Regions from separate parts of the Homo sapiens genome. Here region 1 is linked to region 2. Evidence: read pairs that join two places in POLR2A ChIA-PET (ENCODE). Cell type or tissue: IMR-90. All regions are shown on one strand. Region 1 overlaps FBXO10 (F-box protein 10). Region 2 overlaps SHB (SH2 domain containing adaptor protein B).

Region 1 (5,000 bases), 370 kb before region 2:
TTTTAGTAGAGATGGGGTTTCACCGTGCTGGCCAGGCTGGTCTCGAACTCCTGACCTCAGGCAAACCGCCCACCTCAGCCTCCTAAAGTGCTGGGATTACAGGTGTGAGCCACTGGCACACATCCCCACCCACCCAATTTACTTTGTTTTCAAGAAACCAATTTACTTTGTTTTCTCAGGTAAATTATTTACTCTCTTCCTTTTTCTCTCTGTAGGCTAGTAAGACTCCAATCAAAGTTGATACATTGTATTTACATCTCCTCTACCCTAAGGTGGAAAAAGGATAAACGGAGTTCATGTGGTCTAAGGTCGGAGTTCACGTGGTCTAAGGTCGGAGTTCATGTGGTCTAAGGTCAGAGTTCATGTGGTCTAAGGTCGGAGTTCATGTGGTCTAAGGTCGCTGTACTGTCTGTCCAAAAGAGCAAGGATATTCACCACTTATAACGGAAATCTATCAACTTTGGTCAAATTGAAATTTCAAGCATAACCATTAAGAAAAAGTGTATAACATCCACATTAGTAGAAAAAAAAGGTGAATGATGAAAAATAGCTCCAAAGAAGGGAAGACAGCTGTAATGAAATGGAGAACTGTCAGGACAAACAGATTGAGAGCATAAAATAAGGCAGACCTAAACAAAAATACATCAGTGGTGCTATTAATGAAAATGGACTAAATGTTCTAATTAAAAGACAGAGAAAGTCAGGGTTTTCCCTGACTTTAAAACTTCCTTATAAGTTTTCCCAGGGTTTAAAAAACCAAAACCCAATTATATGCTATTCATAAGAGACTTACCTAAAACACAGTTACAGAAAAGATGCAACTAATGGAAAAAAAATACCTTGTGTAGATTTTTAAAAAGATTACACTATCAGGTAAAGTATAAGGCAAAAAAAAAAATTATTAGAAACAAAAAAGGCAGCTTCATAATGATAAAAAGTGAATTAAGAATTAAGAATTAAGAAGATAAAACAACTTTATATTTGTATATGCACCTGATAATACGGCCTTACAGATATAAAGCAAAAAAAAAAAAAAAAATTAAAAGATGAAGTAGACAAATTCATAATTATACTTGGATATTTAAACACATCCCTCTATAATTCATAGGAAAAAAAAAAACACCCAGTAAGGATAAAGAAGATTTGAACACCATTAACAAACTTGATCTAATGGCATTTCATTGGACATTGAATCCAATAACTGTAGAATACATTTTACTTTCAAACACACATGGAACATTTATAAAAACTGACCATAAACAGAGCTCTAACAGAAGTATCAAGAAATTTCAAAGGATTAAAATTATACAGCTTCGAGCACAGTGGCTCACACCTGTAGTCCTTCCAGCTACCTGGGGAGACTGAAGCAGGAGGATTGCTTGAGCCAGGAGTTCAAGGCTGCAGTTAGCTATGATCACACCACTGTACTCCAATGTGGGAGACAGTGAGACTGTCTCAAAAACAAACAAACCAACCAACCAAAAACAGAACAAGCTCACTGACCACAGTCATAATTAGTCATAAATAAAGGATAATTAGAAAATGTTAGTATGTTTGGATATTACAAAACACATTTCTCGAATATAATATCTATTGGTTAAAGAAAAAGAATTACAATGGAAATTAGAATATTTTTAGAAATAAACAACAAAGAAGGCTGGGCGCAGTGGCTCATGCCTGTATCCCAGCATTTTGGGAGGCCAAGGCAGGTGGAACACCTGAGGTAAGGAGTTCGAGACCCGCCTGAGCAACATGGTAAAACCCTGTCTCTACTAAAATACAAAAACATTAGCTGGGCATGGTGGCGCATGCATGCAATCCCAGCTACTTGGGAGGCTGAGGAGGCAGGATAATCCCTTGAACCCGGGAGGTGGAGGTTGCAGTGAGCCGAGATTGTGCCATTGCACTCCAGCCTGGGCAACAAGAGTGAAAGTCTGTCTCGGAAAAAAAAAAGAAAAGAAATAAACAACAGAGATACCACATATCAAAACTTGTGAACTCCTGCTGAAACAGAATTTGGAAAAAAATGTATAACCTTAAATAGAGAGAATCAAAAAGATAAAAATTAATGAAACTAAACATCAATTTCAAGAAGTCAGAAAAAGAACAAAATAAATCCAAGGAAAATAGAAGAGAAAAATAAAGAACAGAGCAGAACTTATGAAACAGAAAACAAATTTATTATGAAGACTATCACTGATGATAAGAGCAGGTTCTCTGAAAAGAACCTCTACTAAAACCAAAGAAGAAGGAAAAAAAAGCATTAAAATGAAATCAGAATGAAAGAGGGGATATCTCTATAGATGCTGTACACCAAATGATAAGAAAATATTATAAACGGCCAGGTGCGGTGGCTCACGCCTGTAATCCCAGCACTTTGGGAGGCTGAGGCAGGTGAATCACGAGGTCAAGAGATGGAGACCATCCAGACCAACGTGGTGAAACTCCGTCTCTACTAAAAATACAAAAAATTAGCTGGGCGTGGTGGCACGTGCCTGTAGTCCCAGCTACTCAGGAGGCTGAGGCAGGAGAATCGCTTGAAACCGGAAGGCGGAGGTTGCAGTGAGCTGAGATTGCGCCACTGCAGTCCAGCCTGGCGACAGGGCAAGACTCCGTCTCAAAAAAAAAAAAAAAAATTATAAACAACTTTATATAAGTAAATATGAAGGGATAAACTCCTAGGAAAATATTACTTAGTTAAGAAATTATAAAAACAAAATCACCCTAGAACCATTAAAGACATTGAGTCTGTGGTCAAAAATAAGATTGCAAAGAAAACACACCTGCGAGCCCAGGTGGCTTCATCACCAAGTTCTATCATACATTCAAGGGACAAAGAAGGGGAAACTAAAATGGATGGTGGAAGAGGATGATATGGGTATTTGTTAGATTTCTGGACCAACTGCAGCAGCAAGGGTTGTAATTTGTCTCACTAATCTTCCTCTTATAAGTTTTCCCAGGATTTGTGACTAACCAGAATCCTGGAGAAGCTGTACCTGGATACAGTGAACTTAATATAAGAAGCAAGCCTATCTGTATGGTACAAGAAGTGGACTGTGGAGAATACTACTGGTTCCATCCAGATCATCTTTACTGGTTAGCACACCTGTCACTGAGATGTGGTGTCAGCTGAGAACAACTCACAGATGTCCCTTTCTCCAGAAAACTGCAACTGCCCCCTCACCAGGCTGTGCCTCTCCTCCCCCAATCCAGCTTTCCTCATACTCCTCTTCCTGAGGGCTTCTCCCACAGTCTCACTTGAACAAGAATCTCTATTTTATGCCCTGCTTCTACAGAATGGGATCGAAGATATCACCATTTAAGAGGGTGAAAAGAGAGCCATATATATATATATATATATATATATATATATATTTCCTTATTGAAAAATCAATTTAAAAAATTTAAAAATGGCAAGAGACATGAATAGACAGTTCACAAAAGAGGCAATCCAATTAACCAACAAAAAACTGCTCAAGGGCTGGGCATGGTAGCTCACACCTGTAATCCCAGCACTTGGGGAGGCTGACATGGGAGAATAGTTTGAGTCCAGGAGTTTGAGACCAGCCTGGAAAATATGGCAAGACCTGGTCTCTACAAAAAAAAATAAAATAATTATCTGGCTGTCCCAGCTGCTCAGGGGGCTGAGGTGGGAGAGATCTCTTGAGCCTAGGAGGTTGAGGCTACAGTAAGCCATGATCACGCCACTGCAATCCAGCCTGGGTGACAAAGCAAGACCCTGTTTCCAAAAAAAAGAAAAAAGAAAAAAGTGCTCAACCTCAAGAGTAACCAAGGAGAGCAAGTTAAAACCACAAGAAATATCAAGACACACACATGAAAATAGTTAAAATATTAAAACCAATAAAAGCAACTATTTGCCAGGATATGAAGCAACTGGAACTCTCATATACTCCTGGTAGGAAAGTAAACTGTTCGACACTATCTAGTAAAGCAATTGTACTCTAACATATATAACCTAAAGAAACTTGTTCAAATACATCAGAAAATATCTAAGGATGTACTTGGCAGTCAGAAACTATAAGCAACTCAAGTATCCATCAACCACAGGATGAATACATCTATTGTGACACAGCCATACCATGAAACACTGTTGGCAACGAAAATAAGTGAGGCCGCCACGTGGATGCATCTCACAAACAAGTTGAGCAAAAGAAGCAAAACACAAAATGCAAAAGTATGATTCTATATGTATGAAATTAAAAAACTTAAAACTATATTGTTTAGGGATATATACATAGGTGATATAATTACAAAGAAAAGCAAAAAAATGATTATCACAAGATGATTTCTTCTAGGGGAGGAAATTATGATTTGGAAGCAGGTACTGAGTATTGGCAATGTTCCAGTTCTTGACATGTTGGTGATTACGTGTGTATTTCCTTTAGAGTTATTTGCTAAACTATATATTGTGTTTTTTACCATGCATATTTGCTGTATTTCATATTCAAAAAGTTTAAAACAAATAAATGAAATAAATATACTGATTATTGTTTCTTAGAAAAATTGAGAAAACTAAAATCCTTTATTTTTAAATTAAAACCTTGCCTGCAAAATCCCTAACAGGGTACATGCCAAGTAAATTTTCCAGAATGCCTAAATCTGTGTGGCTCAGGGTGACCTGACGACCCCTCTTTACATATGGAAAAGTAAGGTGAGTAGGCACCCAAAGTCCTGGGGTAGCTATCTTGTTGAAGGCTGTCATTCCTGAGAATCATCGGTAGGCAGAACCCTGGAGAGTATGTGGAACCAATTTGCCAAAGGGATTTGGGTTAAGGTTAAGAAGAGAAGGGACTGAGCCCACAAACTCTGATAAGAAGTTTGAAAACAGAGACATCTCTTGGGTGGTCTAGATGACCATGACCAAGGTTGCTAGCAGGAAGGGCCCCAAATGCCCTAAAAGAGAACTCTCCAGGACACCAGGGGAACCCAGCCTGGTGAAAAGCTCAACAAAAGCCCAGAGTGAGGTGCTTTGGGGAGAA
Region 2 (5,000 bases):
GAGCCAATTAAAGTACCCCCAAATAACTGAGGCACAGAGAAGTTACAAAGAAAATCTCAAGACAGAGCCGGAACCAGAAATGCGTTTCCTAACTCCATAGCCAATGAGCTTCCTGCTCTGCCTCATTAAAGAAAAAAAAAATCTCTATTATAGGCCGGGCGACTTTAGGAGGCCAAGGCAGGCAGATCACCTGACGTCAGGAGTTCGAGACCAGCCTGACCAACATGGTGAAACCCCGTCTCTACTAAAAAAAAAAAAAAAAAATACAACAATTAGCCGGGCGTGGTGATGCACACCTGTAATCCCAGCTACTCTGGAGGCCGAGGCAGGAGAATTGCTTGAACTTGGGAGGCAGAGGTTGCAGTGAGCCGAGATAGCGCCATTGCACTCCAGCCTGGGCGACAGAGCGGGACTCTGTCTCAAAAAACAAAACAAAACCAAACAAAACACCATTATAAAAGAGATTCACTGTGGAAAATCCAGAAAACACAAATCTAAAATAAAAAGAAGATAAAAACCTGCCATTTCATCACCACAGACAGTGGTTAATCACAATTTGGCATAGTGCCTTCCTATATTTTTCCCACACACATGCGTACATGCATGTGATATACGGCTACCGACTGGGCTGACCTTTGCAATCTGATTTTATTACAATCATGGCTCATTTTGCATGTTGTGATTACTTTTCTCCCAAATATAATCTCCAAACGTTTCCTGAGTACCTATCATGTGCCAGGCCCTCTGGGGTGTTGAGACCAAAAGACACATTCCCAAAGAACGCTCAGCCAAGAAAGGTTCCTAGCAGATGACAAATCATTTCACACTACAACCCTGAGGGTCAAAATCAGATGTTAGATGGCAAATTTAGAAAGCAAGGTCCCAGGGTTTATGTACCTAGATTTTTTTCCTGGGGGGTTTCTAGTAAAAACTGGAAAATCTGCTAGACAAATTCTAGAAGAGCTGTAACATTTTATGCACCTCAAACTGGAAACAAAAACTGGGTGACATTTTACAAAACAGAGAGAGGCTCTGTCACTTCCAAGGGAAAACTGAACAGCCAGCTACCCTAGCCAAGTTGGGACCTTAGGGAGGAAGGACACTGCATACGGCCTTTCCTCTAATCTCCAACTTAAATGTCCTTGTTGCTTAAATGTCCTGTTGCTTCCCCATAACTTCCCCAGTTTTCTCCTCTCAAACATCTTAACATCTGAAGTCCTCCTCAACTGGCCCCTCCTCCAGGAAGACTTCCAAGATGCCCCTAGTCAGACTTACTTTCTTTCTCCCTCGCTTTGTCTTCTGCCACACCTCTGTACATCACAGTACTTCCCTACTGTCCTGTCTCCTTGTCTGGACTGTGAGCTCAGAGGCTGACATGTCTTTGTCTCCTCACCCAGCTGACAGCCCAGGGCACGATAAGAGCTCAGTGGTGAAAGCCATGCTGCTGACTTGTCTATAAGCTCCGCCCTGAAAGCCTGTGCTTAAAACGTGGCAGGGTGATCTCCAAGCTGCCTGAGGCCATAAGCAGAGTGTGGATTTTCCAAAAGAAATGGCAAAAATAAAATTAAAATTAAAAAATGGTTTTAATTAAAGCATTTGGAATAAGCTAGCTTTGCCAAACCCAATTGTTTCTGATATTCCTCTTGGGTGAAATAATCTTTAAAAAGATAAGAAAAAAAAAAAAAGCAAAGCATTATTAAAAGTGGCAAACACTCGTGCTGGAAGGAGGATGGAGGCTGCTCACAGGGGAGCTTCCTAGAGAAGAGCAGGTGAAAGACATAGACCCGCGGATGGAACAGCCTCTGCTCCAACAGAGGGCAAGGGCGCCTGCGTGCGAGTGTGCCGCATACACAACAAAACCTCATTTTATAGCCCTAGCATTTGAACTGCGGGAGCGAAGACAAGGGCTATAAAATTTGACATCTGATTTTATAAATCTGCCTCAAGGACTGACAATGTCTGTGGAGAAAATGAGAGAAGAATATACAGTGCTTACGGGGCTCCAAAGGGTGATAACCCTGGGGTGGGAGCTGGGACTTCTGGGGGCTCTACCAGCAGCCTTCCAGAGGACCTCAGGAAGGTCCTCTTGCCTTCCTGTGCCTCAGTTGACCCCACCAGGGTCTTGACCTGGATGATTCAACTCCCTTTGGGCTCTGACTCCCCAAAAGTCTGGGGAACAGTCAGGCCCTGCCTTAACACTGGGATTTTACCACGTGAAGTTAGCTGCTTCAAGCCCCACCGAATGCCTCTAGGTAAGGGCCAATCATGTTTCCTGTGGGGCCTTTGTATCGCTTACCCAGCTATCAGTAAAATAAGCCCCTACAGCACAAAGGCTCTGCAAACCACCCTACCTGCATCTGTGCAGCCTCTCAGAGTTTACAAGAGCTTCCACTGCCATTGCAAATCTGGGCCTCAGGGCTCAGAGGCTGAGACGGGAAGTGACTCACTGGTGACCTCCTGGCTGGTAGGAATGGTGGGATTCAGGCTGTAATCCCCGGGCTCCTGATCACAGCCTTCCTCTCCATGCAGCCACCCTTTCACTGATAGCAGATGTGACGTCTGCAGCTGTCCTCGTGGCCTTCCCTGCAGCACCCTCTATGCCTTCTCCCAAGTCGCCAACCAACTCATTCCCAGATGGCTTTTGCAAAAATATTGTTAAATAATTCAAATTAACAAGATGTTAGAAATGTGATTGGAAAGAAATGTTTTTCTCATTTGGAGAGACCACCCAATGCCTCAGAAGGCAACTGTCCCGGGGCACGAGAGGTTTCCTGGAGACAGACGGGCAGTTGGAATGCTTCCCTGGTGGCGGAGCCGCACAGGCAGATTTATGTGGGCTGATACGAGACAATTAAAAACCGGCTGGAAATGTAATCGCGGCTGCTCAGATGCTGGAGAAGACCAAGGAGCTCCGGTAAAACAAAGGGCACTGCTCCATCCCTGGCTCAGACGGGAGACGCAGCAGTCCAGGGAGGGAACCCCAGCCTGTTGACGGGCACGTCTGGCACTGCCGGGTTGGGGGGTGGTGCACTGGGCCGTGAACTGGCAGAGTGAGGCAGAATGAGAGCAGGCACCTCTTGCCTCTGCGTTTTAGGCAGCATTGGGAAGGGGGAAGCTGAGCTGCAGGGAGTCTGTTTTCCTGGTCTTTTCCAGGTCTACGTTGCAGCCGGGAGAGCCACTATCCACCCAGCTGCTCCGAAATCTGGATGTGGTCCTTGACTCCTCACTCCTCCTCCCTCTCATCAATTCTACCTCCACACACCTCTCCTTTCTACTCCCACTGCCCTAGTCCTTCTCTCCTGATCTATATCACACACCCAGGGCCAGATAGGGCTTCCTAAACTTCTCTCTCATCAGGTATGTAGGCCGCCTGCCACTGGCCCCTCTGAATTGGCCTTGGCCTCCTAGTTTGCTACCAGATAGTCTCAGCATCATCAGCCTAGCACCTGAGTGCAAATGGAGAACTTCTAAGCTTAGCTGGAGCAAATGGCTGAGAAGGGTCAGGAAAGAACAGTGGTCCAGGAGCTGGGCAGGCTCAGCCTCTGCCCCTCCCTGACAACACGGCCTTAAGACAGGTTAAGCCCCTTTGAGCCTCTGTTTCCTCTTCTGTAAAGTAGGAGCAATGAGTTGCGCTTTCTTCACAGCTCCTTGAGGGCTGGACCCAGAGAAGAAACTAGACTCTTCTATTTGGGTCATGGATGCTGACACTGTTGGCTCAGAACCAGCCCCTCTGGTTTCAGGTCTCTGGGCTTTCTCCATGTCACCACTGCCTGGGGAAAGGGGTCTGAGAAATGCTGGGCACAGGGCTCATGGTCACAGGTCCTGTCAGAAAATCCAGCTTTGGTCCAGAGAACTAGTTGGCCATTGGCTGGGCTTCTCAGGGCCTGCTAGGGAGGAATGGGGGTGTTTCTATTCCGAGAGACCCCACAAGGTAGAAAGAGGCCTCGAGCTGTGTTGCAATCTCATCTCTTTACTCATTAACTGTGACGTAATGTGAACACCAGTTTCTTTATCTGTAAAAATGATGGCAATGGTTGCTACTCTTCTTGAACATACTATCACAGTGTGAAAGCTGGCTATTCCCAAATATCAGGCCCTGTGCTGGGCATGCTGACCCGTATCACCTCACTCACATGTTACAGCAGCCCAGAGCAGGTGGCGGGGCAGGATTTACACTTGCTGTGCTAGAGAGTAAACAGAGGGCTCAGAGAATATGCAGAACTCAAACTAGGGTCTGTCTGAACCCTTCAGAAAGGAAGGGTGCAAATCATGGTGACTAGTTTGGGATCCCGTAACTTGTCAGAGGCAGAGCTAGGATTTGAACCCAGGTCTCCTGGGCATAGGCCCAGGGCTGTTCCTACACTCTCCACCCCCACTGCACCAGAATCACCAAAGCACCAGGCTCAGAGTCCAGAAGAGGTGCCAGTCTAATGTTGAGGGTGGCGTCCTTGGCAATGTTTTACCACCAGCAGGGCACATTTTCTCAGTAATTCTGAATAAAGGGAAATGTCATCTAATATTCCTCACAGTGTCCCCTCAATGGTGCACTCTCTTATCCTGCAAGGCATCTGCACATTCTAAAGTTCACTGTTCTCATTTAGTCCTCTGCAAAGAGTGTTTGAGGAGTCTCTGTTTTGCCTACAGCAGTGGCTTCTAATTGTGGCATTTCTTTTAAACCTTTTAGAAGGAGAAAACACGAAGCACGCTAATTGAGCAGAAAGTTCATTTTTCCTCCATGAGCCCTGAAAGGACATGAAATCCTCCATGCGATAAGAGCAAAGAGACAGACCCCCTCTTCCCCCACCACCCCTGCTGCCCTGACTCAGGCTGGCTCAAATGCTGCTAGCAAACAGCTTGCCTGCTGGGAAAGCCAGAGGCAGGCAAGCTTCTTCCTCTTTCTGGGCCTCAGTATCTCCACTTGTTCAAGATATTGGACCAGAAAATTGAAAAAGTCTCTTTCTGTTCCCTAAACCCCAAGATTTCTGCTTAGGGTATTCCTG

What was found. ChIA-PET counts read pairs that join two places held together with the same protein. Peaks named below come from ENCODE experiments on the same cell type or tissue, not always from the same donor. Only the 100,000 strongest peaks of a DNase experiment are listed, where the experiment ranks them.
Region 1: POLR2A ChIA-PET joins it to region 2 with 13 read pairs; 2 of 35 experiments call an interaction of 5 or more read pairs at or near these places.

What each region holds. Positions count from the first base shown.
Region 1 is chr9:37,568,374-37,573,373 of GRCh38, forward strand. All of the region lies in intron 1 of FBXO10 (F-box protein 10), which reads right to left. Among named protein-coding and RNA genes, the nearest start is that of FBXO10, 5.5 kb to the right of the region's middle. RefSeq lists a silencer at 125-325. In IMR-90, no CTCF peak of the experiment used is centred here; no DNase peak of the experiment used is centred here.
Region 2 is chr9:37,935,795-37,940,794 of GRCh38, forward strand. All of the region lies in intron 5 of SHB (SH2 domain containing adaptor protein B), which reads right to left. It also overlaps the pseudogene RNU7-124P. Among named protein-coding and RNA genes, the nearest start is that of SLC25A51, 34 kb to the left of the region's middle. In IMR-90, no CTCF peak of the experiment used is centred here; DNase peaks (open chromatin) are centred at 1,447 and 2,467; H3K27ac peaks cover 3,017 bases.